Regions from separate parts of the Homo sapiens genome. Here region 1 is linked to region 2. The links are chromatin loops, found by intact Hi-C in ENCODE. Cell type or tissue: IMR-90. All regions are shown on one strand. Links, peaks and the distances in the headings refer to the core of each region. The heading gives the core; the rest is flanking DNA.

Region 1 (5,363 bases), core at 198-5,197, 100 kb before region 2:
GCCTTGTGTATATTTGTATATTACACATTTGTACAGAATTTTGGAAGATTTTCAGTCTAGTTGCCAAATCTGGCTCCTTTACAAAAGAAATACCTTGAGAAATGGGTGTCCTGTGTCTCTTTATTCTTGGGTGGGTAGGTGGGTCAAGCATGTCTGAGCCAGTCAAGCCTGGTGATGAAATCAGTTTATTTCTTGCCCCCATCACCACGTTCTGATTGATTGATTGATTGATTTTGAGGCAGGGTTGGCCAGGCGTGGTGGCTCACACCTGTAATCCCAACACTTTGGGAGGCCGAGGCAGGTGGATTGCCTGAGGTCAGGAGTTTGAGACCAGTCTGGCCAACATGGTGAAACCCTGTCTCTACCAAAAATACAAAAAAATTAGCCAGACGTGGTGGTGTGCACCTGTAATCCCAGCTACTCGGGAGCCTGCAGCCTCGACCTCCCGGGCTCACGCGATTCTCCCACTTTAGTGTTCCAAGTAGCTGGGACTACAAGCACATACCACCATGCAGGCTAATTTTTTAATTTTTTACAGAGATGGGGCCTCACTCTGTTGCCCAGGCTGGTCTTGACATGTTCGGATTTTTAAATTCAAGAGTTTAACATGTTTTAGCCGGGCGTGGTGGCTCACGCCTGTAATCCCAGCACTTTGGGAGGCCGAGGCAGGCGGATCACCTGGCGTTGGGAGTTCAAGACCACCCTGACCAACATGGAGAAACCCGTCTCTACTAAAAATACAAAATTAGCTGGGTGTGGTTGGCCTGTAATCCCAGCTGCTCGGGAGGCTGAGGCAGGAGAATTGCTTGAACCCAGGAGGCGGAGTTTGCAGTGAGCCGGAGGTCGCGCCATTGCACTCTAGCCTGGGCAACCAGAGCAAAACTCCGTTTCAAAAAAAAAAAAAAAAAAAGTTTAGCATGTTTTAAAACTCTTCATGGAAATCATGGTAACTTAGTAGCTTTTCTGCTAAGACCAAAGTGACCATGAGTGCTTGCACCTCTCTAGTTTCCACAGACTTTATTCCACACATGCCGGAGTGTGGAGTTGTCACTGCTCTGCAGGGCAGATCCTCCCTGCTTTTGGCCATGATACAGGTGATACCTGGTCCACCCTCTGCTGCGATGGAGAAACTGAGGAGGTCATCTCCCCCTGGCAGCACTCCACTCACTGCATCTTCTCAGCTGCTAAGGAGGTCCTGGGGGCATTGGAGAGTTTTCTGTTTTGAATGGGTATTTCGTCCTCAGCACTCTTCCACAGGGCAGAGAACATCATTTTGACCCAGAAGACCATGCCTGACCAGGTCAGGAAGTATACCTGGATCTCAGGCTGTTCTTGGGACCAGATGATGTGATGGGTTGCTCACATTGCCAATCTGGCCAAACTGAGTGCTTAAGCTCCACAGATTGGGCATGCAGTTAAGGTGGCCTTTTCTCTGCAGTTTACTTTTGAAGCTAGACTTGCTTTTGTGGGTGGTCACGTTTTCCTCTTTTCGGGCAGGGCGTTAAGGAATAGAAAATGCTCAGGAGGTCCTCACCCTGGCCTGTAGGGTAGTGCCTTGGAGAAGCTGAGCCTAATCACAGCTCTGGCTAGGGAGAGGTGGACGCAAATGCAGAAGCCCCAAGCCTGGGTTTCTGCAGAGTAAGGCTTGGGAACTTCACAAATGAGGGCCCAAGCGCCCAGAGCTGGGGTGGAGAGTGTGTCACAGATCTGGTCTACAGAAGTTGGATAAGAAACTGGCCTCACCTCCAGAGCCCTCACGGCATCAAGGGTGATGCTGGTGTTCCTCGCACCTGAGCAGCAGTCCTGAGTACCCTAATTAGACCCTTTTGACATCCGGCCCGGAAAGCTCTTCCAGGTGAGCATACCCAGAATAGGATCTGGGAAGCTCTTAATTATATGTACCCAGCTCAGCAAAGGTTGGGTGGAAGCGTCTTCCCTAGGGGAGCCATGGCCAGGCATTAATAGGAGCCAGCCCTCTAGCAGCCTCAGATTGACTTCCCAGCACCCGGAAGGGCACCTCAACCTGTCCCACACTGCTGGTGCTTAGAGTTACCTGTCAAAGCTGCTCAAGGCTCTCCCATGTGTGCTGTGGACCACGGCATCTGTTGTCAACACCAGCGTGGCCTTTCCTATGAACATGAAGCTGAGGGTTCCTGTGAATGTGAGGGTCTGAGCCAGCTCCTCAGAGATGGAGGCTCCCTCCTCTGGCCTCACCTGTTACCAGCATACCTAGCCAGGTGACTGCAGCCTTCACCCTGCATCTAAATTGATGGCCCCAGTCCTTGAGGTTTGACAGGCTGTTATCTTGGGCCCAGGTATCCTGCAAGACCATATTTGGGTGATCCTTCTGGTTTGGAAGCACTAGGATCCCAAGCATCCTCCTGACTGGCCCATCAGGGTTTACTCCAATCCCAAGCCCGGTTAAATGTGCTGTGTGCTGCCCATAGGGCCACCATTCCTCTTAGTCCTGTGTGATGTTGAGATGCTGTGAGAGTAGTGCAATCCTCTCAATCAGGGGAACCCAAATCTTGAATTTGAACGGTGCTCTTACTGAACTAGAAGGAGCCTCCAAGGATTCCCAAGTCCAGACTGCCCTTGGCTGGGACAGCTGCTACAACGTGCAAGGCTTTGAGGGCCGTCCAGGAGCAGCTGTCATGGCTGTGCATCAAACAAGTTTCAAAGCCCAGATGAGCATCCCGGCCTGAGCTAAGCTCCCCAGGCATGCATAGTCTGGCTGGGGGTCTCAAGGGCGCCCAGATCCCAGCCACCCCGATTCCGGAGGAATGAATGCCCTCAGGGACAGGTGGGGTGTGGGGGAAGATTGCCCACAGTCGATACTGGAGGAGGGTACTGTGTTGTTGGTGGCCACCAGGTGGCAGCATTCCATCATCTTTCCAGCCAGGCTGGTATAGGTGGTGGTAAGGAGAGGACTTCCCACCAAGTCCTGAGGTACTGGAGGTTCCCAGGGGCTCTCTCCACGTCTCTGGGACTCAAGGAGACCTGGCTAGAACTTCGGCCTTGAAACTTTCTGGAGTCAGGCAGGTGCCAAGTCTGCCTGCCTTGCAAGTTCCTGAGGGTCTCTGACCCCCAGGGACCCCCTCTGGCTAGATGGGGAAGTCGTCCCCACAGCGCCCAATGGGGCAAGAGCCAGGCTGACCCTGTGCACAGTAGGCACTTCCCTCTCAGCAATTCTTTCTGACCCAGGTAAATAATTTCTGCAGTCGATAAAGTGCATTTCTGCCTCTCACTCCCTTTCCCTACCACGTGCTTATTGACTCACAGAAGCACTGTTGCTAGAGCATCAGATTCTCAGCTTCTGTCCCTACAGCCCATGGGGAGTTGGAGCCCAGCTTGTCCAGGGCTCCCAGATGGAAGCAGGGGATGCCTGTAGTCCTTCACCCCAGTCTCCCAGAAGGTGGCAGGAGGGAGGTGGACTCATGGACTTGGGTTAAGGTCAGAACCCTATAGGGTGGGCCACACCCAGCCAGACAGAACTTTCCAGCAGAAGGTATGAGCCAGGGGCAGGGCCCTCCCATCCTGCTTAGTCCAAGCTGCACTGCCATCCCATTTAAAGAGGAAACTGAGATTCAAAGCTGTTGCTGGACTGGGCTGCTGCTGGCAACTGCTGCCCCATCACCACTCCAGTGCAGTAGAATTGGGTCTCACCTGCAGGTACAAGGTTGAGGTCCAGCCCTGGAGTGAGCTGGGTCTTGGGATGCCTCCCAGTGCCCTGAGGAAAGAGGAGAAAGACAGGGAGAGGCAGGTGAAGACAACCAGAGGCAAAGTGAGGCCTAGAGGATGCTGGAAAGAGAAGCTGGAGGAGTCTGCAGCAGCCACAAGGGGACGGAGGAGGCTGAGGGGGCAAGATAACGTGGGATGGGGCCGCCAGGTCTAGAGGAGTTGGTTCTGCGCTACCCACGGGTGCTGAGATAGGCCTCTGATCTTGGGGTGAATTCTGCACACCAATGGGGGAGGCCGAGGCAGGTGGCCAAGAGAGGAGGGGCTAGGGTGCCTGCTCGCGTCCTCTGCTGCTTTTATGTGCAACGGAGGCTCCAGGAGCCCCTGGCTCTCAGCTCTGGGCGGGCATCACCATCCTGAGTCTGGCTGGACAGGAGCTATTTGAGAATGATTCATGGATGTAATTAAGCCTCCCCCCACCATCCCCTAGTGTGGGCCTGGAACAGGGTCAGGTGCAGGTGTGGGAGCCCTGCCCAGCCTGTCCTGCAGGGTTGGGTTCAGCCTAGGGCCCCCTGGCCCAGCACAGCCTACCACCACCTAAGGGCGCCTAGCCTCAATCTGTAAGACCTGGAGCAAGACAGGGCTGAGCCCAAATCCTGAGAGGCACCAGAGCTGGGGCTTCTTCTCCTTCCTCTTACTCCCCAACTCCTGGGCTGAGGAGCCATCCTCTGCACTCATAAGCATGCCATGTGTACGCACCCACACGCAATGCAGGCCAGCCCTCAGGCATCCGGCTGCAGCAGGCAACATGCATGCTTCCCCATCACCCTTGACATTTGAGGTGGCATTACATCCAGATCCTGCAGACCCCCTCCCTGGTTGGTGTGTGAAGCATGCACACTTGTGCATAACCCCACCCAGCCACTGGCATATAGAAGAGCACACACAAGCCAGACACATTAATGAGCAAGTGTGCAAGTGAACCTGGCTCCTGAGGGGGCAGGAATCAGATGTTCTTGCTACCCCTGAGGAAGGAAACCTGGTCTGGCAGCCTTCTGTGAAGGGAGAGGGAGCCCCCAGGGTCACAGCGTGGCAGAGCACAAGCCGCCACCCAGCAGGCACACCCTTGTGCACACAATGTCATTCTGAGGCTTTCCCCTTTTCAGGTGGGTGGATCTTGGGGGTGTCCACCCAGAACAGGCTTCTGAGCTCACTGAACAGGTCCAAGTCTGCCAGCCATGGCTCAGCTCACTGGCAGAGCTGGAGAGGGGAAGGGAAGACTGAGGAAGGGGCATCATGGTCTCTAAGACTGGCTCAAGGTTCATTACCTTCCCTTCTAACACCTGCAGCCATACCTGCAGTGAGGACAGGAAGGAGAGGGAGCAGCCTCTCCTGTTTCCCTGACAGACTGGGAAGCTGAGGTCCACACCCATCTCATCCAAACCCAGGGCCCCAGTCCCCGATCCAGTCATTTCCATGTGCTGGCATCCTATTAGCTCTGCCATCCCCTCCGCCTGGAAGGCCCTAGGACCTGGGCCTGCCACCCTGCTCAGGTTAGGAGTGTCCAGAAGCAGCTGGGCTCTGCCTCCTCCCTCCACCGTGAATCCCTGAAGACTGGATGGATCTACCTTCCCCCAAGCACATCGGCGGCACCGGCTTGGCTGGGCCTCTCCTCTTATGGCCGG
Region 2 (5,363 bases), core at 193-5,192:
GGCAGGAGAATCGCTTGAACCCGGGAGGTGGAGGTTGAGGTGAGCCAAGATCAAGCCATTGCACTCCAGCCTGGGCAACAAGAGCCAAACTCCATCTCAAAGAATAATAATAATAATAAATAAATAAATAGTTCTGGAAAAATTGTTCTGTTTGGAATATTGATAAGTTAGAGCAGCCTGAAGGTCCAGCACAAAGGTCTTCTATATTTCTTTTCACTGTTTTTCTTATGACTGCTTATTATAGAAAAATAAGAGCAGGAAGGGGGGCAAAAGCATGGGTCTCAGTCTCCCTGCCCAGCAGCTGCCCTTGCCCACACCCTTCTCACCTGTGTGCACAAGCACACATTTGCCTCTTGACTCATTCATTCATTCATTCAACAAGTATTTATTGACAGTTCCTACACGCCAGGCACTCATCTAGCACCTGCAAATAAAGCAGTGAACAAAGTGAAGACCCTGGCCTTCCTTGAACTTACTGTCCAGGATGGGGATTAGATCCAAAAAAGCAGCATTAAACCTAACCACTAAATTCTATCATGTGGTTAGAAGATGCTCAGTACTACAGGGAGTAAAAGCAACAAGATAAGAAAAATGGGAGGTGGGGGACGGGGGTCAGAGTGGGCCTGAGAAAGGAACTTTTTTTTTTTTGAGACAGAGTCTAGCTCTGTGGTCCAGGCTGGAGTGCAAATGGCATGATCACAGCTCACTGCCGCCTTGAATTTCTAGACTCAAGGGACCCTCCTGCCTCAGCCTCCTGAGTAGCTGGGGACTATAAGCACATGTCACCACTGCCTGCTTATTTGTATCCTATTTTTTTGTAGAGACAGGGTCTCATCATGTTTCCCAGGCTGGTTTCAAAGTCCTGGTCTCAAGCAATTCTCCCATTTTGGCCTCCCAAAATGCTGGGATTACAGGTGTGAGCCACCGTGTCAGGCATAAGTCTAAGTTTTAAATAGATTATTCCGGCTGCTGCATTAAGACTAGGCTCTGGGTGGGGAATGGGGGGCAAGGGTGACACTGACACAAGGGCTCCTGTAGTTATTCCAAATAATCATGTTGCATGTCTTAGCCCAGGTGATGGTAGAGGCAGGATGAGGCACTAGGCTTGTCCTAAAGGTAGAGGTGGCAGGCTTCCCGGATGGTTCCAGTAGGGGAGGAGAGGCAGAAGTAAGTCAAGGGTGACTCCAAGGTTGTCTAGTGATAGAGGTGCCACTGCAGGAGGCTGGAGGAGGAGCAGGCTTGGGAGAGAGATAAGTTTTGTCCATGAAGAGTTTAAAACATTGACTGGACATCGGCAGGGCATGGTGGCTCACGCCTGTAATCCCAGTACTTTGCGAGGCCGAGGCGCGTGAATCACAAGGTCAGGAGTTCGAGACCAGCCTGGCCAACATAGTGAAACCCCATCTCTACTAAAAACTACAAAAATTAGCCAGGTGTGGCACGTGCCTGCAGTCCCAGCTACTCGGGAAGCTGAGGCAGGAGAATCGCTTGAAGCCGGGAGGCGGAGGTTGCAGTGAGCCGAGACCACACCATTGCACTCCAGCCTGGGTGACAGAGTGAGACTCCGTCTAAAAAAAAAAAAAAAAAAAACATTGACTGGACATCAAAGTGCAGGTGCCGAGTCAACTGCTGGGTGTATGCGTTGAGTTCAGTAGAGTGGCCAGTGATGAAGCTTTGGATCTGGGAAGCAAAGCAAGTGGTGTTTAAAGCCATGGGATGGGAAGAAGCTAAGTTCAGACAGAGGAGGGCGGCAGTAAGCACTGAGCCCTGGAAGATGAGGCAGAACCAGCAAAGGAGCTGGGCGGGAGTAGCCAGGAGGTGAGAGGAAAACTGGGAGAGCATGGGCACCTGGAGCCAGGTAAGTGTCAGATGCTGCCAAGGAGTTGAGGGTAGAGGATGGACCACTGAATTCGGACACCTGTGGATCCCTAAGGACCCTGACCAGGGCACTTTTGTGAGGGAGGGACAGGCCTGCCTGGAGTGGGCAGAGGAGAAAGTGAGGTAGAACTGGAAAGAGCCAGTGTAAACAACTTGTGTGAAGTGAGAGGGGCAGAGCCAACAGTGGCTTTTAAGAAAGACTGGAAAGTTGGCCGGGCACGGTGGCTCACGCCTGTAATTCCAGCACTTTGGGAGGCCGAGGCGGGTGGATCATGAGGTCAGGAGTTTGAGATCAGCCTGGCCAACATGGTGAAACCCCGTCTCTACTAAAAATACAAAAATTAGCCAGGTGTGATGGCGCACACCTGTAATCCCAGCTACTCGGGAGGCTGAAGCAGAATTGCTTAAACCTGAGAGGCAGAGGCTGCAGTGAACCGAGATCACACCACTGCAATCCAGCCTGGGCAACAGAGTGAGACTCCGTCTGTGGGTGGGAGGAAGAAAGACTGGAAAGAAGAAGGTATTGAGGTGAGAGAATGGAAGCAGCTGGTAGGAGGGTAGGTTTGAGCTCAGTGAAAGACTTCCAGGATGGGGGTGCTGGAAACTGAGCTGGAAAACAGTAGACAGAGATTGGATAGTGGGGGTCTGGACATCAGGGAGTGTGCAGCTTGGCCACTGACCTGCCTGGTCAAGTGCTGGTGGCTAGGGACACAGCGGGTCCAAGACGCAGGCAAGGATGGCAAGGAGCCGTGGAGAGACCCAGGGGACAATTCAGATGTCTGCCTAGGCCAGGTGTGGTGGCTCATGCCTGTAGTCCCAGCACTTTGGGATTCACTTAAGGTCAGGAGTTCAAGACCAGCCTGGCAACATGGCAAAACCCTGTCTCTACTAAAAATACAAAAATTAGCCGGTCATGGTGGCACACACCTGTAGTCCCAGCTACTCTGGAGGCTGAGGCACCTCCAGAGAATCGCTTCAACCCGGGAGGCGGAGGTTGCAGTGAGCCGAGTTCGCCATTGCATTCCAGCCTGGGCTACAGAGCAAGACCCTGTCTCCAAAAAAAAAAGAAAAGAAAAAAGATGTCTGCCTGGACCCTAGTTTAAAGTCACCCAGCAACTGACTTTCCAACAACGCGGAGCAGTAATAATTGACTGAAGGTTGCTTAGAAAGAAGAGCAGCCCTGGAAAAATCTGAAAGCATAAAACTACTTTCCAACCACACAAGTCTACAAACCGCCTGGCTACACACACAGGATTAGCCAGCGACCTAATCCGCCAAGCTATGCAAAAGGAGGCCTCTGCTGACCCCTGGCGGTCACCAGCCGGAGTCTGGCTGCGCGGTGACCCACCACACGTTGCCCAGCCGTGTGGCTGGGATGGTCGGTACCCATGGCCGTGCGGTCGAGCCTTGATGCTCCAGGACAGTCCTGGAAGGCTTCCTGGCAGATCCGTGGGAAGAAAGCCGACAGAAGGGCGGGAGGCGGGAGGGGAAAGGTCCCCCGGGATGGGTAGGGCCTCAACGCTGGGCATCGGCGCAGGTGTGTACTGCAGGGAGCCAGCCAGACCCCCCACGGACTGCCTGACCTTGGGGGAAGCCCGGAGTAGAGGAAGAGGCCGGACCCCCAGACCCGCCATTGACTATGTCCGCCATTGACTATGTGTTCTGAGAGAAATTTTTTTTTTTTTTTTTGAGACTGAGTCTCACTCTTTCGCCCAGGCCGGAGTGCAGTGGCGCGATCTCGGCTCACTGCAAGCTCCGCCTCCCGGGTTCACGCCATTCTCCTGCCTCAGCCTCCCGAGTAGCTGGGACTACAGGCGCCCGCTACCGCGCCCGGCTAATTTTTTGTATTTTTAATAGAGACGGGGTTTCACCGTGTTAGCCAGGATGGTCTCGATCTCCTGACCTCGTGATCCGCCCGCCTTGGCCTCCCAGAGTGCTGGGATGACAGGCGTGAGCCTCTGAGAGCAAATTTTACCCAGTTCCTCTCTATCCTCCCGATGACTCTGAAATCAAACTCAGCAAGTCATCCGAGCCCCCACGGCGCAGCGGCCCTAGGCTGGCATGGGCGATGCGGAGCTACTCCGCCCTCAGGAAGCAGGCGAGGTGCCCAGCGGGAGAATCACCCACATCACCGTCTAATCTCTGCTGTGAAGTGGAAGCGCGAGAAGGAGGGAGCGTCTCATGACGGAGGGTGTGAAGACGCTAGGCTGGACGAAGCAGAAAGGCGGGTGTCACTGGGGACGTTCTGAGGGTAAGCCGATGGCGGCTATCGCGGAGGAGACCCTGGCGAGGTGGGGCCCCGCGCGGGGCAAGGGGGATGGGGTGCCACAGAGGGCTAGTTGCAAGAGGACGCGTGACGGCTGCAGCTCTGCGGAGACCGGGCCTCGACGGCCAAGGAGTGGCAGGTCGGCGGAGGCGGGGGCCAGGCCCGGAGGCAGAGCGAGACAGGAGAGCAGGCAAGGCGGGGGCCACCGTGAGTGGGGGCCGCGAGGCGGGGGCTGGGGCGCGGGGAGGTGCTAGGTCGGCCTCGGCTCCCGCGCCGCACCCCAGGCCCGCCAGGAGGCGCCGCTGCCCCGCGAAGCCGTTCCGGCCTCTCCCGGCCACCGAAATCCCGCGCTCCGGCCTAGAGAGGCCCCGGAAGAGGCGGTGCAGCGCACCCCGAGGCCGCTTCCGGCTTCGGCTCTGCAGGAGAGGCCAGAATCGGGGGAGGACGCCTTGGGCGGGGCGTGGGTGAGAGAACCTGGGGGAGGTGAAGAACTAGGAGGTTGCACTGGGAGTGGACAAGGGGGAAAATAAGAATTAGGGAGGGGCTGCGGTGGGCAGGGCCAAGGGCAGGTAGCACCCTGCAAGGTTGCACCCTGCGCAGCTCTCGGTCCACTGCTGAGCCTCCTGGCTTTTTACCTCGCAAAATGCCGTCCTGGTGAGGTCCCTGGGGAGCCCACCGCTGGCCAAGACCCAGGACAGGGCAAGGAAGGCTTCCTAGAGGTAGAGAGGTGCACAAAGGCGGGAAAGCAGATACGGGGACATTGGGAGCCCCTTTAGACCGATCTTTAGGTGTCTGAGCCACGCCCATTTGGAGGGAAGGCTGAATGGGGACCAGCCCGCCCAAACCTGCTGGAGGAAACAAAAACTCACTCCCGTTATAATTGCTCCCCGCCCCCTCACCAGCTCTCTTCTCCCCGGAGACGGGACAGCCCTGTCTCCACAGGCTTCACTCCATTTCCCTCGAATGGTGCCCACCTCCTATCCTCCCATCTCTCTTATCCTCAGGTTCTACTACTCATAGCAACCAGAAGGAACTTTAAAAATCAGATCATGTTGGCCGGGCACGGTGCACGGTAGCTCACGCCTGTAATCCTAGCACTCTGGGAGGCCGAGGTGGGCGGATCACCTGAGGCCAGGAGTTTGAGACCAGCCTGGCCAACATGGCAAAACCCCGTCTCTACCAAAAATACAAAAAAATTAGCTGGGCGTGGGGGCGCGCC

Evidence for each region. Hi-C counts contacts between places; a loop is a spot of excess contacts. Peaks named below come from ENCODE experiments on the same cell type or tissue, not always from the same donor. Only the 100,000 strongest peaks of a DNase experiment are listed, where the experiment ranks them.
Region 1: it touches region 2 in a loop (16-fold over the local background); 29 of 110 quality-filtered maps call a loop at or near these places.

The regions. Positions count from the first base shown.
Region 1 is chr3:50,118,859-50,124,221 of GRCh38, forward strand. SEMA3F-AS1 (SEMA3F antisense RNA 1) reads right to left here. Exons shown (of 4, transcript NR_135301.1): 3 at 3,667-3,730. RBM5 (RNA binding motif protein 5) reads left to right here. Exons shown (of 25, transcript NM_005778.4): 25 at 1-163. Among named protein-coding and RNA genes, the nearest start is that of RBM5-AS1, 21 kb to the left of the region's middle. RefSeq lists enhancers at 1,440-2,318, 2,319-3,196, 4,182-4,682. In IMR-90, for the core only: a CTCF peak has its summit at 2,873 (motif pointing right); a DNase peak (open chromatin) is centred at 2,903.
Region 2 is chr3:50,223,065-50,228,427 of GRCh38, forward strand. MIR5787 (microRNA 5787) reads left to right here and starts at 4,372; the gene lies at 4,372-4,426. It also overlaps a transcript of GNAI2 not described here. RefSeq lists an enhancer at 2,893-3,702 and a silencer at 4,215-4,584. In IMR-90, for the core only: CTCF peaks have their summits at 3,188 (motif pointing left) and 4,442 (motif pointing right); DNase peaks (open chromatin) are centred at 3,177 and 4,517; H3K4me3 peaks cover 1,161 bases; H3K27ac peaks cover 1,049 bases; H3K27me3 peaks cover 332 bases.